Linked DNA regions of Homo sapiens: region 1 is linked to region 2. A link is a contact called in ENCODE Hi-C or POLR2A ChIA-PET data. All regions are on one chromosome and are shown on one strand. The core of a region is the stretch at or near the end of the contact, and the rest is flanking DNA. Distances in the headings are between cores, read along the strand shown. Region 1 overlaps NRP1 (neuropilin 1). Region 2 holds the start of ITGB1 (integrin subunit beta 1).

Evidence for each region. Hi-C counts contacts between places; a loop is a spot of excess contacts on that map. ChIA-PET counts read pairs that join two places held with the same protein, here RNA polymerase II (POLR2A). Pooled maps may share reads with other maps.
Region 1: a map of Caco-2 shows a loop between it and region 2 (2.0-fold over the local background). The contact joins the enhancer-like site here to the promoter of ITGB1 in region 2. A Hi-C loop is called at or near these places in 2 of 168 maps with a recorded cell type or tissue (Caco-2 and endothelial cell of umbilical vein) and 8 of 50 pooled maps. POLR2A ChIA-PET finds 5 or more read pairs at or near these places in 2 of 52 experiments (A549 and BJ).

Annotation. Positions count from the first base shown.
Region 1 is chr10:33,261,623-33,267,776 of GRCh38, reverse strand. NRP1 (neuropilin 1) reads left to right here. Exons shown (of 17, transcript NM_003873.7): 4 at 3,904-4,131. Among named protein-coding and RNA genes, the nearest start is that of NRP1, 70 kb to the left of the region's middle. RefSeq lists an enhancer at 2,852-4,051. Within about 2 kb of position 3,421, at least 10 of the 41 ENCODE cell types and tissues checked have a DNase peak (open chromatin) inside an H3K27ac peak, as active enhancers do; they include endothelial cell of umbilical vein, where a contact is called at or near this core.
Region 2 is chr10:32,952,742-32,959,705 of GRCh38, reverse strand. It overlaps ITGB1 (integrin subunit beta 1), which reads left to right and starts at 1,476. Exons shown (of 16, transcript NM_002211.4): 1 at 1,476-1,561. RefSeq lists an enhancer at 904-953 and silencers at 1,124-1,703, 1,774-2,223, 2,617-2,778.

The sequences.
Region 1 (6,154 bases), core at 2,172-4,671, 310 kb before region 2:
CCCAGATGCTGAAACTTTGGGCCACCAGCCCTACATTTATTTCCAATCGCCTAAAGAGATTTCTCTAGGAAACTCAAGCCTCCCCACTGATCTCTGTTCCCATCCTTCCCTTGGTCTTCAGGCCCAGATGCTGGAAGAAGCTGCTGCTGTTTCCTATGGGTCTCAGTGCAAGGGGGACGGGGGACGGGGGTGGGTGCCATTTACTGAGGGCAGACTTGGTCACTTGATATATGTTATGTGATTGAGAGTTTGTGCATTTAATAATAATTCCAAAGAGAGTATCTTGACTGTTATTATTCTCTGTCCTTATTGTCCTTGGCAACTAAATGGTGGCATTCCTTATAGCTATACAAGTTACTCCTGTTCTTACAAGTAAAGAGGAGAGCTCATGTTCACTAACTCCAAATGCCTGTGTGAGTGCCACTTACTCCTAGGCACCCAGGGCTGTTGGCCTCACTCCTGCTCATCTCCTGTGTTGTATTCTCATCTCCTGTGTTCTCAAACTGCTGTAAAGAAATACCTGAGACTGGGTAATTTATAAAGGAAAGAGGTTTAATTGGCTCACAGTTCTGCAAGCTGTATAGGAAGCTGATGTTCACACCTGCTCAGCTTCTGGGTAGGCCTCAGGAAACTGACAATCATGGCAGAAGGCAAAGGGGAAGCACATGTCACAATGGCCGGAGCAGGAGCAAGAGAGAGGGGAGGGGAGGTGCTACACGTTTTTTTGTTTTTTGTGTTTTGTTTTGAGACAGAGTCTCACTCTGTTGCTCAGGCTGGAGTGCAGTGGCACGATCTTGGCTCACTGCAATCTCCGCCTCCCGGGTTCACGCCATTCTCCTGCCTCAGCCTCCCAAGTAGCTGGGACTACAGGCGCCCGCCACTATGCCCGGCTAATTTTTTGTATTTTTAGTAGAGACGGGGTTTCACCGTGTTAGCCAGGATGGTACACGTTTTTAAACAACCAGTTCTCATGAGAACTCACTTACTATTGCAAGGACAAGGCCAAGAGGGGATAGTGCTAAACTATTCATGAGAAATCCACCCCCATGATTCAATCACCTCCCACCAGACCCCACCTCCACCATTGGGGATTACAATTCGACATGAGATTTGGTGGGGACACAGATCCAAACACTATCACGTGTATTCACCATGGACTTTCTTAACCCCTTTTCTGCCATTGTCCTTTTGCGAGAAAGTGCTTCTTCAACTATGGTAAACTGAAACAACAGTGAATAAGGAAAATATTAAAACAAATTTTGGTGTATAGTGGACAAAATATGAAGTTACAGAATCTTTAAATTGGAAGAGATTTTAGTTTTCAAATTCTAAAGTCCAACTCACATTTGTCATGCGCAGAATTTGAGAACCAGAAATGTTGAGAGGCCACCCAAGTTTACACAGCGGGTGAGTGAATCTCAGGACTGGGATTCAGGTCTCCTGGGGCTCCATCCAGTTCTTGTCCATCGCCCCATGGAATGTCCCCATGTTTTGTCGAAATACACAAGAAAACCTGGGATCACTTCCATAGCATGACAAGGGCAAAGTGAAAGCACCAAAATTCACTTGCTTTTGAAAGTATGACCTTAATTCCTGTCATTTTTTTCTCAATAAATCTTAATCTGAACTGAAACATTTTATCTTTTTAAGAAGGAGAAAATATTAGTATCTGCATGAAACCTTGCTGTTTCATGCAGATACTAATAAACCATGGCTTACAAGAATGTAGCCAAAGCGGTTTTTTCCCCAGGGAAGAGTTTGGAGGTCTCCAGGGTAACTGTTTCTACACTGTGGATATAAAATCCTAAAGGGTCCCCAATATCATGTATGTATATATATATTTTTTCTTTGTGGATAAATGACTCAAATTAGCATAGTCGCTGTCATCTCAGAAGCCACCAGAGTAATTTAGAAACTAAGATTATAAACCATACAGCACATGTCATAATCTCTACCTGGAACTGACCTGGCGAATTGCCACGTTACCAACTTTTGAACCAGAATCAAATAGATAAGCATTTGCAGCTCTCATGGTGAAGGGTGAGCCACGTCCAAGAAGGTTTGAGAGGTATTTCAAATAAGTCAGACCTCTGCAGACCAGGTTTACTGGGCCCATCTAAGAATTCTTCTGCATCTGCAATGCCATGGATCCATGGATAGCCGATATGTGCATGAGGAGGAAAGGATTGATTTGTTTTCTCAACAGGCTGCCAGATGCACTCTGTTGGTATTCAGCCTCCTGACCTGAATCACTAAAACTAGAGACCTGCTAGTTAGTTAACTTTAATCTCTATTGATGTCTAATAAGTCGCCTCTAGTTGCCTGGCACTTTGGGAGAATGTTTAGTTAAGAACAATCTCAACAAAGCACCTTATTTAGAATTGAATCCTTGCATGTCATTGCCGGGGCCCCATCACGTCTGCCTTCAAGCCACTGTGAGAAAATGATGCAGGAAAAGAGTTGTTGAACTGAACACCCCCAGATTTGATCCTGAAATTCAAAAGGATAAAGACTTCTCTGATTCACAAGTGTCTTAAGTGTAGCTATTTGAAGATCATAGCAGCAGGTGGTATTCAGGGACTGAGCTGATGTGCTCATGTTGGTAGAGAAGGCAGTTTTGGGTTTTTTTGGTTGTTGTTTGTTTGTTTGTTTGTTTGTTTTTTGAGGCGGAGTCTGGCTGGCTCTGTCACCCAGGCTGGAGTGCAGTGGTGTGATCTCGGCTCACTGCAACCTCTGCCTCCCGGGTTCAAGCAATTCTCCTGTCTCAGCCTCTTGGGTAGCTGGGATTACAGGTGCCCACGACCACGCCCAGCTAATTTTTCTATTTTTAGTAGAGACTGGGGTTTCCCTATGTTGGCCAGGCTGGTCTCGAACTCCTGACCTCAGGTGATCCGCCCACCTCAGCCTCCCAAAGTGCTGGCATTACAGGCATGAGCCATTGTGCACACCCGGCCAAGAAGGGCAGTTTTTGAATTGTGTAGTGAATACCACCCTATGCTGGTTACCATGAATTGAAATTGGAGTCATTCATACAGGCATAAGGTCAACCTGCACTATATGCATGGATGCTCTTGACCAATTTCAATGACAAATCACCATAATTTGTAAAGTCCTGGTGGTACTGAACAGTCATTAAAATTACACATTATAAATATATGCATTACACACACACACACATCTATTAACATGCAATTTTAGAATGGCGTACTATACTGTGTCTGATACTTCGGGGAAGGTTAGGATGTCAGCATTGATATCAGGTGACTTCCGGCATCATGGCCTGTAATCACAGTTTATCGTGCCCTCACTAACAGCCACACTTTACCGGCCCACCTGTGTCAACACCACTCAGAATGAGTCACTCACCCTTGGTACATGTACGAATTACCTTTCACATTTCGTTTGTCAAAGAGGCATAGGTCACATCTGGCAGAGTTACTGAGTCACTGGTGTAGGAATCTGAAACCCAAACTGCCTCCACTGAATTCTCTCCCTCGCCTTTATAAATGTTCTATTTCACCAATAAAGGGCTGTCAGCCTCAAGATTTAAAGGTTTAAGCTTGAAGGGGCCATAATTATTTCTCTAGGGCTCTGTTGAGATTTCTGCAGCTTACTCATTCATTGTTCCCACATGATTTTATATTTGTCATATTTTTCCCTGCAACAGCAGAAGTCTTTAAATTGCTCCATACAAATGGAAAGCTAAGGTTAACACAATAAATCTGAACTTGACTTTCCATACCCATTTTACTAATATGAAAAGGCTGACTAATACATGATTAGAACAGTGGTTATACTGGCGGGCTTTTATTAGAAAGATGTTCTGTCTTTACCCAGGTTATTTCTTGGGGAAGTTGTTTAAGTGGGATTTTCACTTTACTCCTTTTTCTCTTCTACTCATAGGTCCTGAATGTTCCCAGAACTACACAACACCTAGTGGAGTGATAAAGTCCCCCGGATTCCCTGAAAAATATCCCAACAGCCTTGAATGCACTTATATTGTCTTTGTGCCAAAGATGTCAGAGATTATCCTGGAATTTGAAAGCTTTGACCTGGAGCCTGACTCAAATCCTCCAGGGGGGATGTTCTGTCGCTACGACCGGCTAGAAATCTGGGATGGATTCCCTGATGGTAAGAATGACAGGAAGCACCCCAAAAAGGGAAGGTTCTGGAGGAAGGGCACCAGTATTCTTTTACAAGTCTCATGATACATGAATCATTAAAAAAAACCTCAAAAGGACACTGGAAAACAAAGCAAAACTCTCTATATTCAGAGCAGTGATGAAATATTTGAGCTCAAGAAGACCTTAGTAATTATCTAGTCCAATTCCTTCATTTTATAGATAAGAAGCTGAGGCCATGAAAGATTACAAAAGGTTCTTTTAGCTATTTTTGTGATATAATTGAGACAAACACATAGTTTTTCTCTCTAAACTATTTTGCTCATCCACTGACCTGGCTACTCATCATTAATTCACAGATTGTAAGAGGATGGGCTCTTAGTAATTCCATTACATCAAACCACTCATTTTATAAATGCAGAGACCAAGGACCTGAGAGGTTGAGTACTTAATAAAATTTTAAGGCTAAACTATGCATCCGTTATGCTACAAAACAAAAATTTGGAAAAGGAACGAGAATGTTTGGGCATTCCTAATTTAGACAGGTTCCCTGTACATTCTCTACAGATTTTTCATCTTAGGGAATTTGAGTCACCTCAATACATCATTTATAGTCATTGACCTATGCATTCATATACCTAAAAAATATTTCCTGAGCATCTGTCATGTACCAGGCACCATCCTAGCCACAGGGTAAGCAAAACAATGAAAGATGCTGCCCTTTGGAGTTTCTCTTCTGCCAGGTAGAAGGAAACAATAAACAATGCACGTTACAAATAAATGAATTATGTGCATGAAATGTTAGAAGGTGAGAAGTGCTATAAACAAATCTCCCCAAATGAAAGCAAGAAAAAGTACAGCAGAGTCAAGGGATGAGAAGTTGGGAGTGGGGAGGTATAGGTTGAAATTTTAAATAGGGTGGTGAGGTTAGACTTTTTTTTTTTTTTTTTTTGAGACAGAGTTTTGCTCTTGTCACCCAGGCTGGAGTTCAGTGGAGCAATCTCGGCTCACTGCAACCTCCGCCTCCCAGGTTCAAGCAATTCTTCTGCCTCAGCCTCCCGAGTAGCTGGGATTACAGGTGCACACCACCACACTCAGCTAATTTTTGCATTTTTGGTAGAGACGGGTTTTCACCATGTTGGCCAGGCTGGTCTCGAACTCCTGACCTCAAGAGATCCTCCTGCCTCAGCCTCCCAAAGTGCTGAGATTACAGGCATGAGCCTCCATGCCTGGCCGAGGTTAGACCTTATTAAAGAAAATGACATTTGAGCGAAGATTTGAAGGAGGTGGAGGAAATAGCCATATGGACATCTAAATGAAAGTTTTCCATTCCACTCTTGTGAATTAGAAGGTAAATGGCAAAAATACACAGTGAAATTCTGAACAGAGGGGGATAATATCCAATAATTTGTTAACAGCTGCATTGCTTGTCTTGTGTTTAGTCTGGTTTAATATTAAGATTTCTCTAGAGAACACACACTACACAGATCAGAGAGGATGGCTTGGAAGTTCTTCACCATCATGGAGTTAGGAGATGTATAACTATCTGTAAAACAGAGTCAGATACTATTCTCAAAAGAATATTTAAATACATTGTACATGAAGAATAAGTAAAATGTAGACCGGGTGCTGTGGCTCCTACCTGTAATCCCAACACTTTGGGAGGCCAAGGCAGGTGGATCACCTGAGGTCATGAGTTCGAGACCAGACTGGCCAACAGAGTGAAACCCTGTCTCTACGAAAAATACAAAAATTAGCTGGGCATGGTGGTGCAGGCCTATAATTCAGCTACTCAGGAGGCTGAGACAGGAGAATCACTTGAACCTGGGAGGCAGAGGTTGCAGTGAGCCGAGATCATGGCCACTGCACTCCAGCCTGGGGAACAGAGCAAGAATCTGTTTTAAAAAAAAGAATAAGTAAAATGTAAAGGAGATTGCCTTAGTCTTTGAAATGACATTATTATTAGTGTGATTCAATTTAGCTATGTTCCTCAGTAGTAAACAGCATTAGAAAAAAACCAGGTTTAGAGAAGC
Region 2 (6,964 bases), core at 227-2,726:
TCAGGCACGGACCAATTATGCTTTTGAACTATACAGTTTTCTGTGCTGAGACTGGGCCAATTCTGATGAATTCTGAACAATGGTAAAACCGATACCTTTAAAATTCAAGAATGTTGAGTTCTAATGGCAGTTTGACCATTGAGATATTAATATAGGAACATCATTTAGCCTCTTAAGCTTGAACATCCATTAAGTGGGAAAAATAGTGCTCATTTCCTAGAGGTCTTCAGATTGGCTAATCAAGTTTTGATTTTGCTGGTAAGTAATGAGCAAATTTTCTTAGATGTGATCGCTTCATTTTCTCTTATATTGATTGGCAGCAGCCAAATGGGCATTCCAGTCCCTAATCTCCTGCAAGAGAAACACTTCTATTTCATAAATCTGGTAATTTTTGAGCTCTTTTCCCAACAGGGTGCTGCAGCTCACCAAGCGGAACCCACAGCATTTTCTGCTACCAGGATAGCAGCTTGCCAGTAGCATATACTAAATTACTGGGTTTCAGTATGATTTTGGCTGGTACAGACTTCAATCATCGAATCGACATGCGTTCAGCCATTCTCATAATGAATGTTTCCTTCTCTTTCAAACGTTGTTTCCAGCCCCAATCTCCAAATTTTTTTTTTTTAAGAGGTGAAACAGAAACTGTACTCCTTAGGAAGAAACTTTTCCTTCTCATCCCTGTTCCCCATAAAGGTACCTCCAGATAAATCTATCAAAAGCAGGACGCAACTCACCAGGTTTTCTAAAACGTTCCCCAGTCTCACCACCCTTCGTGACACCCATGGGTTTCCCAATTCTTCACCTTTCTCTTAGACACAGGCAAGCACATTATCACTCCAGAAAAGCAGTCCTGGCTTAGCCAGTTCCCTTCCAGAAGGACCACGTGGTTTTTGGCCCCATGGAGCCCTGCAGGGTAGGGGGGCTCACGGTCCCGATTTGCCTCGGGACTCAGGGGGCTTCCGAGATGCAGGATCTCCCGGGCTCGAAACGGGACATCAGTGGACAAACGGGAGCGAGGGTCGAACGCGCGGCTCCGAGGAAGAGGAACTTAAAGAACACGGGCCCAGCAGGCTACACCAGGAACGCGCGGGGCTCTAGGGCGCGTCCGACTCCTCCCGCCCTTCGCAGAGGAGGAAACTGAGGCACGGCGACTGTCTCAACGCAGTCCCGGCCCTGCCCCCCGCGGCCTCCCTCAGGCGCGCTCCCGCGCAGCCGGTTCCTTTGTCCCGGTCGCACTTCCTGCCCCATCCTCCGCCTCCTCCTAGCCCCGGGCCGGGCTGACGCGGCGGGAGAGGAATGCGTTTCCGGAGGGAGAGGGCGGCGGCGGCCTCGGGAGCGGGATCAGACGCGCAGAGGAGGCGGGGCCGCGGCTGGTTTCCTGCCGGGGGGCGGCTCTGGGCCGCCGAGTCCCCTCCTCCCGCCCCTGAGGAGGAGGAGCCGCCGCCACCCGCCGCGCCCGACACCCGGGAGGCCCCGCCAGCCCGCGGGAGAGGCCCAGCGGGAGTCGCGGAACAGCAGGCCCGAGCCCACCGCGCCGGGCCCCGGACGCCGCGCGGAAAAGGTAGGGGCCGGCGGGCCTCGGGTGTGGGAGCGCGGGCCGCGGCCTCCGGTCTCCTGTGCGCGGCAGCACTTAAAGCCGCCGGCCGGGCCGCGCCGGGACCTTTGTGCCGGGCGTGGGGGTGGGGGCGGGGGCGGGGGCGGGGGCGGCCGCCAGCGGTTGGGGGCTGGGGCAGGATTCCAGGCTAGTCCAGGAGGAAGTCCGCACGCCGCCACCCGCCTCGGGTCCCCGGCGCTGGCAGCCCCCGGGCGCAGAGCCAGCCCAGCCGCGTTCCGAACGTGAGGGTCGCCGGCCTGGGCGCTGTCACGTCGGGGCTGCCGGAGCTGCGGGGGACCGGGCCCGAACGGCCCCTGACACCTGCGGTCTCCCGCCGGGCTGGGCAAGCGCAGGTGGGAGCCAGCGAGGCCACCCGGGGCTCGGCGTTTGGGACTCGGCGCTCCCCTGGACGGGTCCGGTGCCTTTGTCTCTCGCTCCCTCGCGAGCTGCTGTCCTTGGAGCAGCGTCGAGCCAGCCGTCGGCGCCCGCGACGGGGACTGGTCTCCTCCGGCTGCCAGGAGGCGGCCCTGGGGCCAGCGCCGCGGGCGGGGGCGGCGGGAGCCGGGTAGAAGTTGGCTTAGTGGAGCCGCTGGGGACCGGGGGTGCGGTGGCGGCAGTGCAGTCCACTTCCCCGTGTTTATAAACGTCAAGAGTCGCCGGTCCCTGCCGGGCACCCCGGGACCAGGACGCATGGCCATGGCCAGCTTGTGCTCAGACCCGGTCCGCGAGCCTGAGAGCCCGGCCTGTGTCTAGTATCATTTTACCGCGTGTCATTTCTTAGGCTTCATAAATTGGATTTATGAGACTCCTACTCTCTAAGTAACTTTTATTTAATCAAATTCGTGCTTTTGAGTCCAAAACTTTGCACTCATTGGTATGATCATTAGTAAGTTGCATTCTCTAAGCTTCCGTTTCCTCATCTGTGAAATAGGAACAGTAATATCTACATTAATAATTCATTTTTATAATAATGACAGTGAGGGCCAAGTTTAGCTCTAGGCATTTTACATGTATTATTTAATTCTGGAACCGCTCTAATGAGATTGGTACTGTTTCGATTCCCATTTTCCGAGTGAAGAAACTGAGGCACAGGGAGCAAAAGTAAGTTGCCTGTGGTCATCAGGAGCTCCTGGAGAAGGCATGGGGTCTAGTTCCAGAGTCCGCGTTTAAACCACAAGTAACCTTCCTAACTATAGTTCTGAAAATCAAATGCAAAATGTAAAAAACTTAGCTTGAGAGTAGATGCTCAATGAGTATTGACTCCTTTTCAGCCCTTCTTTTATAGTAAAAAGATGTTAAAAATATCTCGGAAGATAATTGGTAACATCATTGGTAAGGTTTCTTTGGGCCAACATGCCACATGGTTAACTTAGGTGGGTAGAATTACTAGGTTATTTCGTTTTGTTTTGAGACAGGGTCTCTGTTGCCCAGGCTGGAGTGCAGAAGAGCCATCACAGCTCACTGCAGCCTCAACCTCCGAGGCTTAAGTTACTTTTCCACCTCAGCCTCTTGAGTAGCTGGGACTACAGGCGCCTGCCACCGTGCCCGGCTAATTTTTTTATTTTTTGTAGAGACAGGATTTCACTATGCTGCCCAGGCTGGCCTCAAACTCCTGGGCTCAAGCTGTCCTCTCTCACCGAGCTCCCAAAGTGCTGGGATTACAGGCGTGAGCCCCTGAACCTGGCCCTTAGGTTTTTTTATTTTTTTTTTTTTAATTGTAGTTTTAATGCTACAAAAATAACATGCTAGAGGAATTTAGATTAGACACCTTTCTTAAACCACATACGTCCTTTACGATAGGTTATACAGTAGACCAATTTTAGAAATGATTAAGGAACTTCAGTTGGCAGTTACCTGTTCATTTGTGGACATCAAGGCCCAGAGGGGTTAGGACTTAGAGTCTCACTATAATTCTCATATTTTTAAATAATGTTGACTCATTGATCAATATTATATAAGTGACTGAAGATGGTGAAGTGTTAAATAAAAAACATTGGTATTTTCATTACAGGCATTTGGGGAGAAAGTCATTTTACTTATCCCAAAATTGAGTATGAAGGTGGAAGATGTTATTAGAATGCTAGTTAAAAGGACAAAGAATGTGGTTAATACTTTAATTCTGTAAACAGGAAGCAAATAGATTGTTTAACTCGTCTGTGTTGACTTCAGACCTAAACCTACAATTTTAAGTGTTTGTGATTTTCTTAATGTAAAGTTCTATATTAAAGTTATTTTTTAATACCCTCAACATTCTGCACATGAGAAGCATGGAATCAGCAATTCTGAAAGTCACTGGATTTAGTAATTTTAACAATTAGGCAGCTTTCTGGTCAGTATAATTTAATTTAAATCAGCCCCGAATTACCATCACGAATGAAAATGTAGCTCTACATTGGTGTTCTTCCTAACTCTGGGAGTGACACTGGGGACATCTGGTCATATTATAATAATGAAAAGTGGTCAAACAACTTAACATGGTGCCAGTTTTCCTAAGCGTGCTTGCCACTGATTGTAATGCTTTTATTGTTTGGCTTCTTGATAAGTAAGTTATGGCTTACAGCGGTGAGTAGTATAGTGTTCTGTCTGAAAACATATTCATTAATATTCTGTAGCTGCTCTGGTTTGCCCTTAACTATGCTGCTAGTGTGATAAGCTGAAACATCTTGTAACTGGTAAAAGTTTCAGAGAACTTAACTTTCTGAATATGTAACAAGCTGCATGTATCTGAAAGGGTTCATTTAGACTTCTGTTAGATATTAGCAGATTTTCTCACTCTGCCAGAGAGTTAGGATCTGTTAGGTTGTGGGTGGAATCCTGGAGATTATGCCGGGTAAATATGTAAGTACCTGTATTGTATTAGCAGTGTTTACTCTGACTTGGTTTTAGGTTCTGAGAGTTTGGCTGGTTATTTTTTCAGAGGTGGGAGGTATGGAGTAGAGACGTTAAGATACAGAAAGGTACATTCGTCTTCTGAATCCTGAAGTGTTATGCTAGAGGTATCTATAGCTGTGGAAAACTGAAAAGATATTATGGTATGTACCCAGCTTAAAGGGGGTACAGTCCGTAAAAGTCAGAATATTAGCAGCCTTCCAATATGTCTGTCGGTAGGTGAAAAAAAAAGTTTCTCTCTTTCAGGAGCTGTGTACAAAAGGATCCAAACTATACTTTGTACATTTGTTATTGTTTTAAAAGTGGCTGTGAGTTTTTAGAGGTCAGCTAACTTTAAACTTGCCGTTTGGTTTGTGACTTTAGAAGGTAGAGTTAACTATATTTAGCAATATGCTTAAGCGTGTGCATATCACCTCATGAAACGTGTGTGTGCATGAGAAAAGCTGCCTCCAGTACACATACATATGTATATACACACATACACACAAGCACATATATGTATGTATTTCTTATAGGACCAATCTCATTGTACATAATTTCAAAGCACAGGTTCCTATCTCCAGGGATGCATAAAAAGACTCACTGAAGTATAGGGAGAAAATTTTAGGTCTACTATTATGTTTGTTGATCTCATCACTTTAAAATTTAAAATTTTGATTATGATTGATAATCTTACTATATTGCTGTAGAAGTACATGTATCTGAATTTATAAATTGCATTTATTTTGGGTACAGGTATGCCTAGAATTTTTTTGCTGATAAAGGTGAGTGGTCAGAAAGCTTTGCAGATCCCTATATGGAGGATGATTTGAGTGGGGTTCAAGAACTACTGTATTTGGGAGGGAGAACTGATAAGACTTGATAAGAGAAATAAAAGAAACCCAGTGTGACACTGGTTTCTGGCTAGGAGGTGCTGTTCACTGAGGTGAGAGGGTGACCACAAGCTGGGGGTGCTGGTTGGCTGGAGCAGAGGGGAAATGATGACCTTATGAGGCCAAGTTTTTTTTTTTAAGGTGACCATGGGACATAGGTGGAGATGTCTAAATTGCAGTTGAATACACAGATTGAGAGCTTAAAAAAAGAAAAAACTCTGAGAGATTTCAATTTGACAATTCTTAGTCTATTGCTGGTTGAAGCTATAGGCTGTGCATGCAAACACCAAAGGAGGGTGTGGAGTGAAAAACGGGCTGAAGGAGGACCTGGGAACACTTTTAATAGTCAAGGGGGGGTGGAGGAAGAGGAATCTAGAAAAGCATTTACCTTCCCCAGTTTCTTCTCTGAACTTCTAATTCCTTTGAGTGGCATTTTTGTGAGTGACATAGGTATTTCTGGGTTTTTCCAGTGATTGGCATGTTTGAGTTAAAGACAGAAAGACTTCATTGGTCACATTTCTTTGTGGTAATTTATTTTCAGATACCTGATCAGAGAAGCAGTTTGATGTACTAAAGGCTTCTCGATTGGGAGACAGGAAACCTGGGTGTCAGTGCCGGGTCTGCCACTGAATTTCTGTGTGACCTTTGTCAGAGTACTGTACTTCCAGAGCGTTGGTTTCCACATCTACCCTATAAAGCAGCCTGCATGTTTCTCTCATTCTCTCGTTCGAGGAGTTGGAGGATAGCTGCTGCCTGATGTAAGTAGAGTGCAGTTCTCTCTCCATGAGCAACTTTTTTTTTTTTTGTATCACCAGAGAGTGTAGGCACTGTGCCACTTACTCTGTTAAGGATACCTGCCAGCGCTGACCAGCAACATCTGTCCCTGTCAGCTCTGCATCAGGATGTAGCTTGGCTGTACATTACATTTTATTCTATCAGTACATTGAGTACCAGTTACCTGAAAAATGCTTTACTCAGTGGACATGAATCAAGAAGTTGGCATGCTCTTTGATGTTGAGTCTGTTGTCTAATTGGAACAAGTTGTGTTCAGTTCAGGAAAACATAAATACCAAAGAGTGTTTTATACAATGTACTGTACCATAAAATACTGTACCATGTAATATTCCCTAACAATGTTAGAAAAATCTCAGCATTGGCTTGTGTGGTTTTGGAACACGTTGTGTAGGAGATGAGGCCTGAGCTTGGAATGGTATGAGCGAAGGTTGGATGACAGATGGTTGTCACATTCAAGGACAGCATGGGAAGAATCCAATCTAATTTCACAGATAGTACCTGGCCACTTTGTTACCTATTAGGAGTTATGTATAATATCATATATATCAGAAGGATATGTGAAGGCTATATAAAATGAAGGCCTGGGTTCTTGCCCTCCAATACTAGCCTGATGAGAGACACAGACATGAATACAATTAGTTACAATAGAAGTTTGAATAGAAATAACACTATATTATTAAGCATCACTGAAGATTTGTCATTCACTCTGCTGGGCACTATCAAAGCTGTTTTGGAACCACAGAGAAGGAGTAGTTAATTAAGTTGATTGTGGTTGGTGAGGAGATGAAGAGGCAATAAAGACAGAAAGGAAGAA